2 separate regions of the Homo sapiens genome follow, and region 2 is linked to region 1. The links are chromatin loops, found by intact Hi-C in ENCODE. Cell type or tissue: right lobe of liver. All regions are shown on one strand.

Region 1 (8,000 bases):
GAATCACTAGGTTCAAGCTTTAATTTCCATGTCAGAGTTATTCACTTTGTTTTTGAAAGTAAGTGTTTGAAAATTCCAGTGAAATTACTCAAACACAGTGTTTATATAAGGGAAGGAAATTTTAAGATGCTTACTTTTTTTTTTTTTTTGAGATGGAGTCTTGCTCTGTTGACTGGGCTGAAGTGCAATGGCATGATCTCAGCTCACTGCAACCTAAGTTTCCTGGGTTCAAGCAATTGTTGTGCCTCAGCCTCTTAAGTAGCTGGGATTACAGGTGCTTGCCACCATATCCAGCTAATTTTTGTATTTTTAGTAGAGACTCAGTTTCACCATGTTGACCAGGCTGGTCTACAACTCCTGAACTCATGATCCACTCGCCTCAGCCTCTCAGAGTGCTGAGATTACAGGCGTGAGCCTCCGGGGATCCGACGCACAATCCCGGTTGGCTTACCCTTAAACTTTTTCCAAATAGGGTAAACTCGTGATTTTGCGAGAAAAGGAGAAGGGGAAAGAAGAAGGGATAGGGTTGATTTACAGCTTTTACAACTTATGACCAGGAAGTTGTCTTTGAAGAGGAACTTCGTTGTCCCAACAACTCCTTACCTCAAGTGATCCACCCACCTTGGCCTCCCAAAATGCTGGGATTACAGGCGTAAGCCACCTAGGCTCGCCCCATAAATTTTTAATAGGAGAAAAGAGAAACTGTCAACCCCATGGTCCAAAGCTCTTCCCATTCATGGACCCGCACCCCGAGTCAGGATTCTCCCCTGACCACCCTCCCGTGGTCCCTGCACAATCTGGGAGAGACGCCACACTGCAGGCGCAGAGCTGCCCAGACAGGGCTCCAGGCCAGGGCACAGTCGCTGCACAGGGAAGAGGCAGGACACCCAGGTGTGGGGAAAAGGAAGAGAGATCAGATCGTTACTGTGACTATGTAGAAAAAGGAAGACAAAATAAACTCCATTTTGATCTCTAGTAAGAAAAATTGTTCTGCCTTGAGATGCTGTTAATCTGTAACTTTCGTCCCTACCCTGTGCTCACAAAAACATGTGCTGTGTAGACTCAAGGTTTAATGGATCTAGGGCTGTGCAGGATGTGCTTTGTTAAAAATGTGATTGCACGCAGAATGCTTGGTGAAAGTCATCGCCATTCTCCATTCTCTATTAACCAGAGACACAATGCACTGCGGAAGGCCGCAGGGACCCCTGCCCAAGAAAGCCTGGGTATTACACAGGTTTCCACTGACTGAGATAGCCTGAGATATGGCCTCATGGGAAGGGAAAGACCTTACAGCCCCCAAGCCCAACACCAGTAAAGGGTCTGTGCTGAGGAGGATTAGTGAAGAGGAAGGCCTCTATGCGGTTAAGAGGAAGGCATCTGTCTCCTGCATGCCTCTGGGAATGGAATGACTTGGTGTAAAACCGACCATACATTCTATTCTGAGACAGAAGAAAACTGCCATATGGCTGGAGGCGAGACATGGTGGCGGCAATACTGCTCTGCTACTTTTTACCACAATGAGATGTTTATGTAAAGTTAAACATAAATCTAGCCTACGTGCACATCCAGGCACAGCACCTTCCCTTAAACTTATATATGACACAGAGTCTTTCGCTTACGTTTTTCTGCTGACCCTCTCCCCACATTCACCCTATAGTTATGCCACATTCCCCTCGCCGAGATAGTAAAGATAGTGATCAATAAATACTGAGGGAACTCAGAGACCAGCGCGGGCGCAGGTCCTCACTTGCTGAGCGCCATCCACTGGGCCCACTTTTCTTCCTCTGTACTTTGTCTCCATGTCTTATTTCTTTTCTCAGTCTCTCATCTCCACCTTGCGAGAAATACCCATGGGTGTAGAGGGGCAGGCCCCCTTCACCCGGGATTCTGGCTGTCAGCACAGCTGCCGTCTTATGGCTGAAGGGGACTGAGGCCAAGCTGGGCAAGGAGAACTCGGGCGCAGATTGTGGAGATTACTGTGGGGAGGCCTGAGTCCCGCCACAGCCACATCACCCCGGTTCCAACTAGCCCCTCCCTCACTCTCAGGATGTCGGACTGGCACTGTCACTGTTTCTAGGCTTCCAGGGGGTCCTGGAGTCTTAGCTGTGGATCTCCCAAAACCTGCAGGTCAGAGGGACACAGAGCCTGGGCCTCTAGGAGCAGACGACACAGAGTAGTGAAGACCAGACCTGGAGCTCCCGCTGCAGCGAGAGACAAAGGCCCCACCAAACCCAGAAGTCGTCCTGTTCGCTTCAGCTTCATGCCTGATTTGAGGATTTCCTGCCCAGCGTCCCTGACTGGATAATGCTTAAGGCTCCGCCCCTTCAGGCCCTGAGTGACAGAAGATGTCATCAGATGCTGGGCTGAGTGAAGAAAGACTGACAACCTAAGCTGCAGCCTTTTCAGGCAGGGTTTCCTCCCTGAGCTGAGCCAAGCCCACCCCAGAGCTTGGGGAAATTCTCTCTCTTCTTTACTCTCTCTTTTTGAATTTATTCAAAAGGTGAACAGAAGTATTTTGCTTTCATATTAATAATACATAAAATTTTTGTTCAAGAGAAAATCAACTTTTACTTTGGTAGTAGTGTATTTTGAATACTAAAGCTAATTTTAATAAACCTTATAAATAAATCAAATTTGTCATTTTTGACCTCTCAAGATTTACATATATATTTTGTAATCTCTTGTAATTTTTTAAATTTTTTCTATTTTGTTTTTACCTATATTCTTTTTATTATTTCAATTCAAAACAACCTTTAAGTAATTTCAAACTGTTATAGGAGATAGAAAGAAGTCATTTAGGGCCAGCCACGGTGACTCACGCCTGTAATCCCAACACTTTGGGAGGCCAAGGTGGACAGATCACTTGAGGTCAGGAGTTTGAGACGAGCCTGGCCAACATGGTGAAACCCCATCTCTACCAAAAATACAAAAAATTACCCAGGCGTGGTGGTGCACACCTGTAGTCCCAGCTACTCTGGAGGATGAGGCAGGAGAATCAATTGAACCCAGGAGGCAGAGGTTGTGTAATGGCCCAAGGAGTTCACCTTGCCCTTTGCCTAGACAGAGCCAATTAATCAAGATGGGGGAATTTGTGGAGGAAAAGTTAAATATTAAATTTGAACTTAATTGAACATGGACACAAACAATAGTCAACAAGTCATGGAACAGGTTGTGTGAGCCCCTTGAGGCATTCATCCAGCGCTGTTTTGGAGAAATCTCTATTTTAATCTATTCCTATACATTAGTTATTGAAAAACAATAGACAATCGCAAAAAAAGTTGATCTTCTTGTGTTTCTTGAGCCCAGTCGTGAAGGGCCCTCGTGACTGGGCCTCATGCCAAACAACTCGTTACAAAAAGAGCTAGGATCCCAGACTGCACCGAAGTTTTGTGAGACCTCTCCTTGTCTGTGCACGGATGGCTGGATGACTCTGGAGCCCAAGCTGTTGCTTCCCAGTCTGGTGGTGAACCCTCCATAGTCCGATGAGTGTGGTGTCCAACTCTGGAGCCCAGCCTGTTGCTTCCTGGTCTGGTGGTGAGTCTCCATAGTCTGGTGTGGAGGCAAATTTGAATATTAAATTTGAACTAATTGAATGTGGACACAAACAATGGTCACCAAGTCCTGGCACAGGTTGTGTGAGCCCATTCAGGGGTTCATCCAGTGCTGTTTAGGAGAAATCTCTATTTCAATCTATTCCTATACATTCGTTATTGAGAAACAATAGACAATCACAAAAACAAGTTGACCTTTTTGTGTTCCTTGAGCCCAGTCGTGAAGGGCCCTCATGACTAAGCCCCATGCCAAAAAACTTGTTACAAAAGAGCTAGGGTCCCAGACTGCACTGAAGATTCATGAGAGCTCTCCTCTTCTGTGCACAGATGAGTGGCCGACTCTGGAGCCCAGGTTGTTTCTTCCCAGTCTGGTGGTGAATCCTCCATAGCCTGGTGAGTGTAAATATATATATATCTCTTTTCCATTCTCCTCTTCCCATCACAATTTGCTTATTATATCAATCTGCTTATTATATTGATTTGCCTATTATATCATTTGCCCATTATATCATTTGTTTATTATATCTGTGTAGGGTCCAGCCCCATAGGGTTGGTGGGTTTTTCTCCCTGTGTGCAGAGATGAGAGAGTGTAGAAATAAAGACACAAGACGAAGAGATAAAAGAAAAGACAGCTGGGCCCGGGGGACAACTACTACCAAGATGCAGAGACCGGTAGTGGCCCCGAATGCCAGGCTGCACTGATATTTATTGGATACAAGACAAAGGGGCAGGGTAAGGAGTGTGAGCCATCTCCAATGATAGGTAAGGTCATAAGAATCACGTGTCCTTTGGACAGGGGGCGCTTTCCTGCCTGGCAGCCAAGGCAGAGAGAGAGAGGTGAGAGAGAGACAGCTTATGCCATTATTTCTGCTTATCAGAGACTTTTAGTACTTTCACTAATTTGCTACTGTTATCTAAAAGGCAGAGCCAGGTGTACAGGATGGAACCTGAAAGCAGACTAGGAGCGTGACCACTGAAGCACAGCATCACAGGGAGACGGTTAGGCCTCCAGACAACTGCAGGCAGGCCTGACTGATGTCAGGCCCTCCACAAGAGGTGGAGGAGTAGAGTCTTCTCTAAACTCCCGCAGGGAAAGGGAGACTCCCTTTCCCAGTCTGCTAAGTAGCAGGTGTTTTTCCTTGACACTGACTTTACCGCTAGACCATGGTCCGCTCGGCAACGGGCATCTTCCCAGATGCTGGCGTTACCCGCTAGACCAAGGAGCCCTCTGGTGGCCTTGTCTGGGCATAACAGAAGGCTCACACTTGTCTTCTGGTCACTTCTCACTATGTCCCCTCAGCTCCTATCTCTGTATGGCCTGGTTTTTCCTAGGTTATGATTGTAGAGTGAGGATTACTATAATATTGGAATAAAGAATAATTGCTATAAACTAATGATTAATGATATTCATATATAATCATATCTAAGATCTATATCTAGTATAACTATTCTTATTTTATATATTTTATTATACTGGAACAGCTCGTGCCATCAGTCTCTTGCCTTGGCACCTGGGTGGCTTGCCACCCACATATCTGCATTGCCATTTATGTGGTATAAGGCTTGTTACCCTTAAAAGTATTGTGTGTATCTTTTCTTCTCCTCTTGCATGTTTCCCACCCAGAACATTTTTGGTGTCACAAACAGGATTTGAAAACAAAAGGTGCAGGTTTTGGCCAGAAGGACAGGGCTGGAGGCTTGGGGACTTCCCATATATCGGGATGGGAACTCCACCAGTTCTCCCCCATGGCAACCGAATGGTCAAGGGGAACTGGCCTTTGTGGGAATTGAGAATTAAATTAGTGCAATTTAAACCTTTGACTGTGCGGGAAGTGCTGCAGGAGATTCCAGTCAGCAAAGGAGATGCTGAGGGATCCCCTGGAGTCGATGGTGTTTGCTTACTGCTAATAAATTAATGTATCAAGAGAGGGGCTGGTTGCTACAAGATATTTTAAGTTGGAAAAGAAAAATGCTAGTGTGATTTCCAGACTGGCCCTGGCCCAATGCCAGGCCTATATCTTGACTGATCAGGCTCAAAGCTATCACCCTATTACTGAAAAAAGCAGCCGTCCGAATGGCTCGGTTAGGTTAAAACTGAAGAGCTAGTTTGCTGGGGCTTGGAGCAGGTAAAAACCCAGCTCCTACCTCCAGGATGGGAAATTAAACTTAGTAAAATTCAAGGACCTGCATAAACTGTAAAATTCCTTGGCATCCTATGGAATGCAGAGATATAGTCCATTTTACAAAAGGCTAAGGCTAAAATATTAGAATTTGCAAACCCTACTACTTAAAAGGAGGCCCAGACATTTATTGGCTGGTTTAGATTCTGGAGACATCATATTCCCCACTTGGGTAACATTTTACAACCTCTGCATGCAGCCACTAGAAAACGCTATGACTTTCACTGGGGAAAGAAGGAGAACATGGCTTCTGAACAAGCTAAATGAGTGGGTCAACTGGCCCTGGATCTATGGCCCATACAGGATGGGCCAGGAGAACTGCAAGTAACTGTCCTAGATCAAAATGCTAATTGGAGCCTTAGGCAGAAACAAGGTGGGAAGAGGGTACCTTTCAGGTTTTGGACCCAGAAACTGCCAGAGGCCGGAAAAGCTTATACCCCTTTCAAGAAGCAATTGTTAGCTTCTTATTGGGCTTTGCTGGAAACAGAACACCTCTGCTTCAACCATGATGTCTTTATGAGGCCCGAAACTCCTATTATGACTTGGCTCATGAGTTCCCCCAAAACCCACCAGATAGGGCATGCCCAAGAAGGAGCATCATAAAATGGACGTGGTACATACAAGACCAGGCTAAGCCAAAACCAAAGTGGGTATCACTTTTACATGAGGATGCACAAAACCTGCCAGCTCAGGAAATCATGGAGCAAGTCCTGCAGGTAGGGAAGGAAATCCCCTCACTCCCACCCAGTGGGGCAAATCCTTTGAAGAACTAAGCCCAGAGGATCAGAAACATGCTTGATTTACAGACGGATCCGCCAAATACATTGGTGGGACCTGATGCTGGAAGGCTGTGGCTTATAATCCTGTTAAAAACATAAAAATTTCTGATGAAGGAAGGGGTGGGAGCAGCGAGTTAGCTGAACTAGTAGCCATCCTTCAAGCTATTCAGGAGGAAGGCAGAGGGATTTCTCACTTGTATACCAAATCTTGGTCAGTACCAAATGGTCTTTCTACCTGGAAGCCCCAATGACAATGAAACAAATGGTTAATTCAGAATAAAGAGGTTTGGGGACAACAATACTTGGAAGATATCTCAATCCATTGCACACTGCCATTATCACTGTTTCACTGTTATCACTGTTTCAACAAGGTTTCACCATGTTGGCCAGGATGGTCTCGATCTCCTGATCTCGTGATCCGCCCACCTCAGCCTCCCAAAGTGCTGGGATTACAGGCGTCAGCCACCATGTGGGGGAAAGAAAGAGAGATCAGACTGTTACTGTGTCTATGTAGAAAAAGGAAGACATAAGAAACTCCATTTTGATCTGTACTAAGAAAAATTCTTCTGTCTTAAGATACTGTTAATCTGTAACCCCAGCCCCAACCCTGTGCCCGCAGAAACATGTGCTGTATTGACTCAAGATTTAATGTATTTAGGGCTGTACAGGATGTGCTTTGTTAAAAATGTCTTTGCAGACAGTATGCTTGGTAAAAGTCATCGCCATTCTCCAGTCTCCCGTACCCAGGGACACAATGCACTGCGGAAAGCCGCAGGGACCTCATGCCCAAGAAAGCCTGGGTATCGTCCAAGGTTTCCCCCCACTGAGACAGCCTGAGATATGGCCTCATGGGAAGGGAAAGACCTGACCATCCCCCAGCCCGACACCCATAAAGGGTCTGTGCTGAGGAGGATTAGTGAAAGAGGAAGGCCTCTTTGCAGTTGAGATAAGAGGAAGGTATCTGTCTCCTGCTCATCGCTGGGAATGGAATGTCTCGGTGTAAAACCTGATCATACATTCTATTTACTGAGATAGGAGAAAATCACCTTATGGCTGGAGGTGAGACATGCTGGCGACAATACTGCTCTTTACGACACTGAGATGTTTGTGTAAAGTCAAACATAAATCTGTCCTACGTGCACATCAAGGCACAGCACCTTTCCTTAAACTTATTTATGACACAAAGTCCTTTGCTCACATGTTTTCCTGCTGACCCTCTCCCCACCATTACCCTGTAGTCGTACCACATCCCCCTCACTGAGATGAAAGAGATAGTGATCAATAAATACTGAGGGAACTTAGAGACCAGTGCCGGGTGCGGGTCCTCCGTATGCTGAGCGCCGGTCCCCTGGGTCCACCTTTCTTCCTCTATACTTTGTCTCTGTGTCTTATTTCTTTTCTCAGTCTCTCATCTCCACCTTGTGAGAAACACCCACAGGTGTGGAGGGGCAGGCCCCCTTCACCACCATGTGCAGCCCTGTTTTCCATGT
Region 2 (8,000 bases), 420 kb before region 1:
GAGTCTGAGAGATACAGAAACAGCCAGAGACAGGTGGGGAGAGAGACATGAAGAGAGCCAGAGACATACAGAGAGACAGAGACACACAGAGAGACAGAGACACGGAGAGTCTGAGAGATACAGAGAGACACAGAGACAGCCAGAGAGAGACAGAGAGGCCCCAGGGCATCGTGGCTAAGGTTGGGCTCCCCTACTCCACAGCCTCCAGGAGGGGCTGAGGTCTGGAAACATGGGCGGGGGTGGGCCCGCGGTGAGAAAGGTGGAAGAATGTCTGCAACTCAGGCGGAGAATAAACAAACCGCACTCCGGGCGACGGGCAGTGGCTGGATGCACGTTTTTCCTGCACCGACCTGGCAGAGCCTGAGACCGGGCCTCTGCATCTCCAGCGGGGAAACTGAGGCCCCAAGAGGCCCAACCCCTCATCCAGAACAGCTCACCTCCTGTCCTATCCTGTTGCCTCCAGGCCCAAGCCCCATCCCTTCCCCTACTCCGGGCCTCAGTTTCCTCTCCAGGCAAGGAGGAATCTGGACTGTGCCTGTGCCTTTGCTGTGTCCCCTACCACCAGGCGTTCCCGTTGCCCGCTCTCTCCCGGAAGCAGAGGACGGTGCTGGTCGTGTGTGGCCCGGAGCAGAACGGGGCAGTGGGGCTGGTCTGTGCCCGGCACCTGCGGGTGTTTGTAAGTAGCAAGGACCCCTTCGACCTCCCAAAGTCCCTGCCCCTGCAGAAATCACTGCCTTCTTTTGATAGCTTCCCAGGGGGACATTGACGCAGGGCCAGGTTATAGAATATGCCCAGTGCTTGTCCCAGGCAGGGTCTGGTGCTGGTGACCAGGTCAGGGGAGTCTGACCCCCTCTTCTCCCACCCCCAGGAGTATGAACCCACCATCTTCTACCCCACACGCTCGCTGGACCTGCTGCATCGGGACCTGACCACCCAGTGCGAGAAGATGGACATCCCCTTCCTGAGCTACCTGCCCACTGAGGTCAGCGCTGGGTGGCAAGCAAGGGGGACATGGTGTGCAGTGGCCCTGGGCCACCCTGACCCTGCCTGCCTTCCCCAGGTGCAGCTCATTAACGAAGCCTATGGGCTGGTGGTGGATGCCGTACTGGGCCCCGGCGTGGAGCCGGGCGAGGTCGGGGGCCCCTGCACCCGCGCGCTGGCCACGCTCAAGCTGCTGTCCATCCCCCTCGTGAGCCTGGACATCCCCTCAGGCATGCCAGGCAGAGGGGGGCACATTGGGGCCTGGGGGGCTTGGGTGGAGGCCCCTGTGCCCCAGCTCCTGGTCGCCCCTGCCTGTCTGAACCTCAATCTCCCCAGCTTGGATGGACCCACACTTGGCTGAGGCTAAGGGTCACACCCATCCCTCTGATGGGGAAGATCGAGGCTGCCACCCCAGGTGACCCCAGGTCTCCTCTTTCCTCCACCCCAGTGCCCAGCCCACATGCCCTCTGCCCACCCCTGGCCCAGTTGCCTGGGCAGACGTGAGCTCACTCGGCAAAGGCCGCGCCCGCCCTGGCTGCCGCCCCATGCCTGTTGGAACCATTAGGCGACAGGCAGACGGAACAAACAGCCGCTGGCCAGCCGGACCCTCCGTGGGGGTGGCTGGACTCCGGGGGATGTCCCCTGGCTCTCGGGATCCCAGGGACATCCCAGCAGGTGCCACAGAGCAGGGGCACCAAGGGAGGCGGCGTGCTGTCTGATCTGAGTAGGGAGGCTGCAGGCTCAGCCTAGGACAGAGAGGGTGGCTCTGTCAGGTCAGAGGGGATGGTTAGGAACCTCTAGTCTGAGGGTGGTGGCTAGGGTCAGAGAAGGATTAAAGTCTGAGGGAGGATCCAGTGTCTTCTGGTGAGTGGCCCCAGAATCAAGTCAGAGATAGGAGAGAAGGCAAGGCTCCTAGGCTGAAAGTGGAGGCTCATTCAAGAGGTGACGGAGGCTGGGTGCAGGGGTCACACCTGTAATCCCAGCACTTTGGGAGGTCGAGGTGGGCGGGTCACCTGATGTCAGGAGTTCCAGACCAGCCTGGCCAACATGGCGAAACCCAGTCTCTACAAAATACAAACATTTGCTGGGTGTAGTGGTGCACGCCTGTAGTCCTAGTTACTTGGGAGGCTGAGGCAGGAGAATCGCTTGAACCCGGGAGGCAGAGGTTGCTGTGAGCTGAGATCGTGCCACTGCACTCCAGCCTGGGCAATAGAGAGAGACTGTATCTTAAAAACAAACAGGCTGGGCGCAATGGCTCACACCCATAATCCTAGCACTTTGGGAGGCCGAGGTGGGCAGATCACAAGGTCAGGAGTTCGAGACCAGCCTGGCCAATATGGTGAAACTCCATCTCTACTAAATATACAAAAATTAGCCAGGCATGGTGGCGTGTGCCTGTAGTCCCAGCTACTCGGGAGGCTGAGACAGGAGAATTGCTTGAACCCGTGTGGCAGAGGTTGCAGTGAGCCGAGATTGCACCATTGCACTCCAGCCTGGGTGACTGAAGACAGAGGCTGGGTCAGATGGAGGAGGGCGATTGAATAGTAGGATAGGAGCAGAAGCAGAAAGTCTGAGTGCAGAAGCTCTGGTCTGATTGGGAGGGAAACACCTCCAAGGACTGGGAGAGACTTGTCTGAGGGCGGAGGCAGAGTTCTAGGGGGCGACAAGTCTCACCAGGACCCATGTGCCAGAGAGAAAAGGCTGGGTCTGATGGGGGAGGGGAAGTGGGGGTGGGGCAGCAGGACTCTGGTCTGAGGGCAGAGGCTCAGTGTTGGAGGGGAGAGGAGAGGAGGCAGGGACAGGATGGACTCTAGGCTGAGGGCAGGCCACCCTCCCAGTTCCCAATCCCCCCGGACCCTCCTCCCTCAGGCTGGGACGCAGAGACCGGCAGCGATTCGGAGGACGGGCTGCGGCCTGACGTGCTGGTGTCTCTCGCGGCGCCCAAGCGCTGCGCTGGCCGCTTCTCCGGGCGCCACCACTTCGTGGCCGGCAGGTTCGTGCCCGATGACGTGCGCCGCAAGTTCGCTCTGCGCCTGCCGGGATACACGGGCACCGACTGCGTCGCGGCACTGTGACCGCCACCCGCGGCCACACCGCAGGGACCCTCGCCAATAAACAGCCCTCCCACCACCGCCGCCTCGCCTCCGCCTCCTTTGTGCACCGGGCCCGCTGCGGGGGTGGGCACACTCGAAGAGGGACTTCACACGGTCCCTGGGTGATCCAAGGCGGGGAGCATGAGAAGGGCGGTGGAGTGGGACTTCCCGCTGGCCTAGAAAACTTCAGCTAGGGCTGGGGGCGGTGGCTCCTGCCTGTAATCTCAGCACTTTGGGAGGCTGAGGCTGGAGGATCGCTTAAGGCCAGGAGTTTGGGACCAGCCTGGGCAACATAGCAAGATCCCGACTCTACAAATTAAAAGAAAAAGAAGAAAGAAAACTCGAGCCAGAAGAATGGAGGGTAGATTCAGGGTGGGACTCCCAGACTGTTTGGGGTGGCCTAAAGCCTATAGGATCGAAGTGAGACGCGAGACAGGACTTCCAGCCACCTAAAGCGGGTCCGAGCAGCTTGAGGCTGGATTCCAAGTGACACTTCCCTCAGGCAGCTTGGGATGCAGCTTGGAGGACTGAGTGGGCTCGGGGAGGGAGTTCCAGCAGGCCACGGGGAACCCAGGACAGCCTGAGGACGGAGGCACAGCCAGACGCACCAAGGGGGGCGACCCAGAGGGGTTGCTCGAGCGCCGTCACCCAGGGCCAGGGGGCGTGGCCTGAATGGGGCGTGGCCAGGGCGGGATCTGCGGTCGCATCCCGCCCCCACTCTCAGTCCCAGCGGCCGCCAGACCCGCCGGAGTTGGACCCGAGCACGCCGCGGAGCCCGGACCCTCCCTCGGACGCTCTGCCCCGGCCATGGCGTCGCTGCTGCCACTGCTCTGTCTCTGTGTCGTCGCTGCGCACCTGGCGGGGGCCCGAGGTGAGGCGCCTCCAGCCCCCGCGCCCAGCCCCTGAGGCTCCCGAGGGCCTGGCAGCCGGCCTTGGGTGAAGCCGCACTCGGGGAGAGAACCCAGGGACCCACGCGCTTCCCCGGGGACTGGGTCCCCTTCACCAGTCGGATCCCCGCGACCACCTGGGGCGCGGAGCGGGCCTCATCCATTCTCTTCCTTGGCTAAGCCGGGAGTGTGGATAAGAACCTAGGGTTCCTCCCGGGGTTTGGACTCTGAATCACCGGCCAGGTCTCCCACCCTGGACCGAAGGGGTCGGAACTGGCCCCTCCCACCTAACTCCCACACACGCACTCACTCCAACCGCTGGAGAAAGAAATGCCCATCCCTGGAACACTCAATGGGGCGGGGGACGGGCCCACTTCTCAAGTGAGGAGACTGAGGCACCCAGAAGGAAGGGGCTTGTCTGACCTCATCACTCTGCTGGGAGTATCTTGGACAGCTCCTATCTTGGAGAAGCCAGTCTAGATTCCAAGGACTTCCCGGCAGCTCGGACTGTAGTACAGGGATGGAAGACAGACTAAGGGAGGGGCTTCCAGCAGGCCAAGTGGATGAGGGGGAGCCCAGCCTGAGGGCAGAGGCACAGCCAGCTGAACTTGATTGATCTCGCGGCAGCTGAACATAGTGGGAGGGAGACTCTAGCCTAGGGGAACTGGGTGGTACTTGCACTTCCCCAGCCGGGGGGTTAGGGCTAGGTCAGAGAGAGGTACCTGGCTTTGGGGGCCTGGTGGTGGTCATGGGCAGCGCGCTGGAGGAGAGTGTATGGCAGCCCTTGGGGCTAGAGCTGGGTTCTGGCCTCTCAGAGCCTCAATTTTCCCTCCTGTTAAAATGGGGATCATGGGCCAAGCACGGTGGCTCACGCCTGTAATCCCAGCACTTTGGGAGGCCGAGGCGGGCGGACTACCTGAGGTCAGGAGTTTGAGACCAACCTGGCCAACATGGTGAAACCCCGTCTCTACTAAAAATATAAAAATTAGCTAGGCCTGGTGGAGCGTGCCTGTAATCCCAGCTACTCAGGAGGCTGAGGTGTGAGAATCACTTGAACCCAGGAGGCAGAGGCTGCAGTGAGCCGAGATCGTGCCACTGCACTCCAGCCTGGGTGACAGAGGGAGATTCCGTCTCAAAAAAAAAAAAAAAAAGGGGGGGGATGATCGTGGCTGCACCTTGCCTAAAAGGAGGCTCCCAGCGGTCCCCATCAGTAGCAGCGTGCTTCCTTCTCCCCACTCCTCACCCACAGACGCCACCCCCACCGAGGAGCCAATGGCGACTGCACTGGGCCTGGAAAGACGGTCCGTGTACACCGGCCAGCCCTCACCAGCCCTGGAGGACTGGGAAGGTGAGTTAGCCTGCCTCGGAGTCCCGTCTCTGCTGCGGGCTTGTTGGGGGTGGGGCTTGGGCTACTGGGGTCGTGTGAGGAGAGGGCACACACTAGACGAAGGGCCCGGCGCCGTCCTGGTCCCCGGACATGACAGCCCCTGGAGGTGATGCCCCAAGTTCAAGATCTAAGTGAGAGGCCGGTCAGACAGAGGCAAGAGCTCAGCGCACCGGGATGGACCAGGTCAGGCCCTGGGCGGCAGAACTGGGGTCGCGGGGAACCCAGTCTGCCCTGCACCTGTTTCAGGCCGCTGGCTCGGGTCGTGGGCGCGCTCGGCTAGCCGGTGCCCACCGGGGGAGGGGGCTGAGACAGCAAGTAAGGCCTTTGCACGCATGCATGGGGGCCTACAGGCCGCCGCCCTGGTCCCAGCGCGTGCGGTGCCCGCAGAGGCCAGCGAGTGGACGTCCTGGTTCAACGTGGACCACCCCGGAGGCGACGGCGACTTCGAGAGCCTGGCTGCCATCCGCTTCTACTACGGGCCAGCGCGCGTGTGCCCGCGACCGCTGGCGCTGGAAGCGCGCACCACGGACTGGGCCCTGCCGTCCGCCGTCGGCGAGCGCGTGCACTTGAACCCCACGCGCGGCTTCTGGTGCCTCAACCGCGAGCAACCGCGTGGCCGCCGCTGCTCCAACTACCACGTGCGCTTCCGCTGCCCACTAGGTGAGGGCGGGGCTGGATGACGGGGGCGGGGCTTTGAATGGGCGGGGCTGGCGAACGCCGGGAAGAGTCGTGGTGGGTGGGGCTGGGAGGGGCAGGACCGTGTGGGTGTGGGCGTGGCTGGGAAGAGCCGGGGGACCCTTAGGCGTAGGACGACGTCAGGGGGCGGGGCCAGGCAGGGCGGGGCTTTTGAAGAGAGGCGCTGGGAACAGCGCGGGGCCCAAGTGCACCGTCAGGAGGCCCAGCGGGTCAGGACCCATGTCCGGCCCCCTGGAACGCATCTCCCTCCCGCTGCCCTCATTTGAGCATCTGTAAGAGCTCAGTTCTGTGGAGTGTCTTGAGCCCAAATGCGTGCAGGATGCAGGGAGAAAAGCAGGACTGATCCCCGGGACCTTATGCGGGGGTGGGGAGGTGGGTCGGTACCTAAACTATGTCTTCGACAGGCGCGCCTAGGGGAGCATGGGTGGGGGCGATGGCAGATCTGCTCTCTGGAGTGTCCGCCCTTGGATGCACATATGTGAGGGGGTTGGGGAAGAAGGGTCCTTTAGTCCCAGGTTACCCGGAGGCGCAGTTCCTGGGGAGGGCGGCCACCTGATCTCCGTCCCTGCCTTCCGCAGAAGCCTCGTGGGGCGCGTGGGGCCCGTGGGGTCCCTGCTCGGGGAGCTGTGGGCCAGGCCGTCGCTTGCGCCGCCGCCACTGCCCAAGCCCCGCTGGGGATGCGTGTCCCGGGCGTCCTCTGGAGGCGCAGAAGTGCGTGCGGCCTCGGTGTCCAGGTAGGAGGGGCGGGGTCTGGAGGCTGGGACCTGTACAGAGGGGAGGAAGGGGAGGTTAGGGGCTGAGCCTGGGAGAGAGGGTGGAGTTAGAGGCGGTGCCTGGATGTAGAGAGGCAGTGCTTCTCCTGAGCGATGCCTAGAGGGGAGGAGCTAGTTGGGGGCGGGGCCTCGTGGACGGGGCTGTGAAGGGCGGGGCCTGGTGCGGGGGCGGAGCCTGGAGGACCCAAACTCTGGAGCCAGGTGGAGACCAGCCCTTCCTTCCCTCCTGGGCCCAAGGAGCACTGGTAACTATGCACATCTGGACAGGTGGATGCCAGGGGGCTCTTGTGCAGGCAGACATGGGCAGATAGGAGGGGGTGCTTCCCCTGTGTGCATTCCAGACTGTACAGATGTCTTCGTGGGGAAACAGAATTCAGTTCATGCACTCAGGGTGCACACGTGCATGGCATTTGCAGCCCCCACCCCGGTCCCCCACGCCCACACAGACACCCGCTCACAGCCTGGCAGACATGATGCCTAGGCCCTCCCAGGGCCAGACACCGGGCAAGCCAGGAGGAGACTGGAAATTCCGCTAGCGCCTGGGCTCCACAAACACGGCCTGGAGGCTGCTCCGGGGAGCCCGTCACAGGGTGGGGGCACATGGTGGCCAATGGGGCGTTGGGGTCCCCACCCCATCGCGCCTGGCTCTGCTCTCCCGGTGCCTGTGCCCTGAAGTTTCCAGTGGAATTTTCCATTTTATGGAGAAACCGCAGGATTGGGAAGGGGGGCAGTTGTTCTCAGCCCAAGATCCAGCCCCTTACTGGGCCCCCAGCCCCTGTCCAGACATTTTCTCTTCTGCTGGAAAGGGCAGTGCCATATTTTGAGACTTACCTCTCCTGTCCCCTCCTATAGGACCTCTTCCCTACGTCTCTGGATCCCAGTTCCTATGCCCTGGCCCAGTCCTGACCACTTAGCCCATCTCCCCTTCACACTAGGGACTGCTCCAAGCAGGGCCATGCTGAGGCCTCTGAGAGGCACCTTATGGGGGGGCCCCAGGCATATTTGTTGAGTGACTGATTGAATGGAAAGCCCTCCTCAGGAGGGAGTGTGAAGGTTTCTCTGTCCTGCTTCCTCTCCATATCCCCCCAGGGTGCAGCCTTGACACCTGTGAATGCCCGGACCACATCCTCCTGGGCTCGGTGGTCACCCCATCTGGGCAACCACTGCTAGGAGCCAGGGTCTC

What was found. Hi-C counts contacts between places; a loop is a spot of excess contacts. Peaks named below come from ENCODE experiments on the same cell type or tissue, not always from the same donor. Only the 100,000 strongest peaks of a DNase experiment are listed, where the experiment ranks them.
Region 2: a loop joins it to region 1, with 6 times the contacts of the local background. A loop is called at or near these places in 70 of 110 quality-filtered maps.

The regions. Positions count from the first base shown.
Region 1 is chr19:19,954,611-19,962,610 of GRCh38, forward strand. It overlaps the pseudogene BNIP3P12. Among named protein-coding and RNA genes, the nearest start is that of ZNF93, 58 kb to the left of the region's middle. RefSeq lists a silencer at 4,590-4,884. In right lobe of liver, a CTCF peak has its summit at 4,779 (motif pointing left); a DNase peak (open chromatin) is centred at 4,761.
Region 2 is chr19:19,534,469-19,542,468 of GRCh38, forward strand. YJEFN3 (YjeF N-terminal domain containing 3) reads left to right here. Exons shown (of 7, transcript NM_198537.4): 4 at 566-676; 5 at 869-982; 6 at 1,061-1,211; 7 at 2,851-3,113. The coding sequence ends at 3,056. It overlaps CILP2 (cartilage intermediate layer protein 2), which reads left to right and starts at 3,797. Exons shown (of 8, transcript NM_153221.2): 1 at 3,797-3,945; 2 at 5,211-5,309; 3 at 5,736-6,008; 4 at 6,623-6,778; 5 at 7,907-8,000. The coding sequence starts at 3,882. RefSeq lists silencers at 3,673-4,042, 6,611-6,880 and enhancers at 5,135-5,797, 6,712-7,006. In right lobe of liver, no CTCF peak of the experiment used is centred here; no DNase peak of the experiment used is centred here; H3K4me3 peaks cover 2,032 bases; H3K27me3 peaks cover 1,773 bases.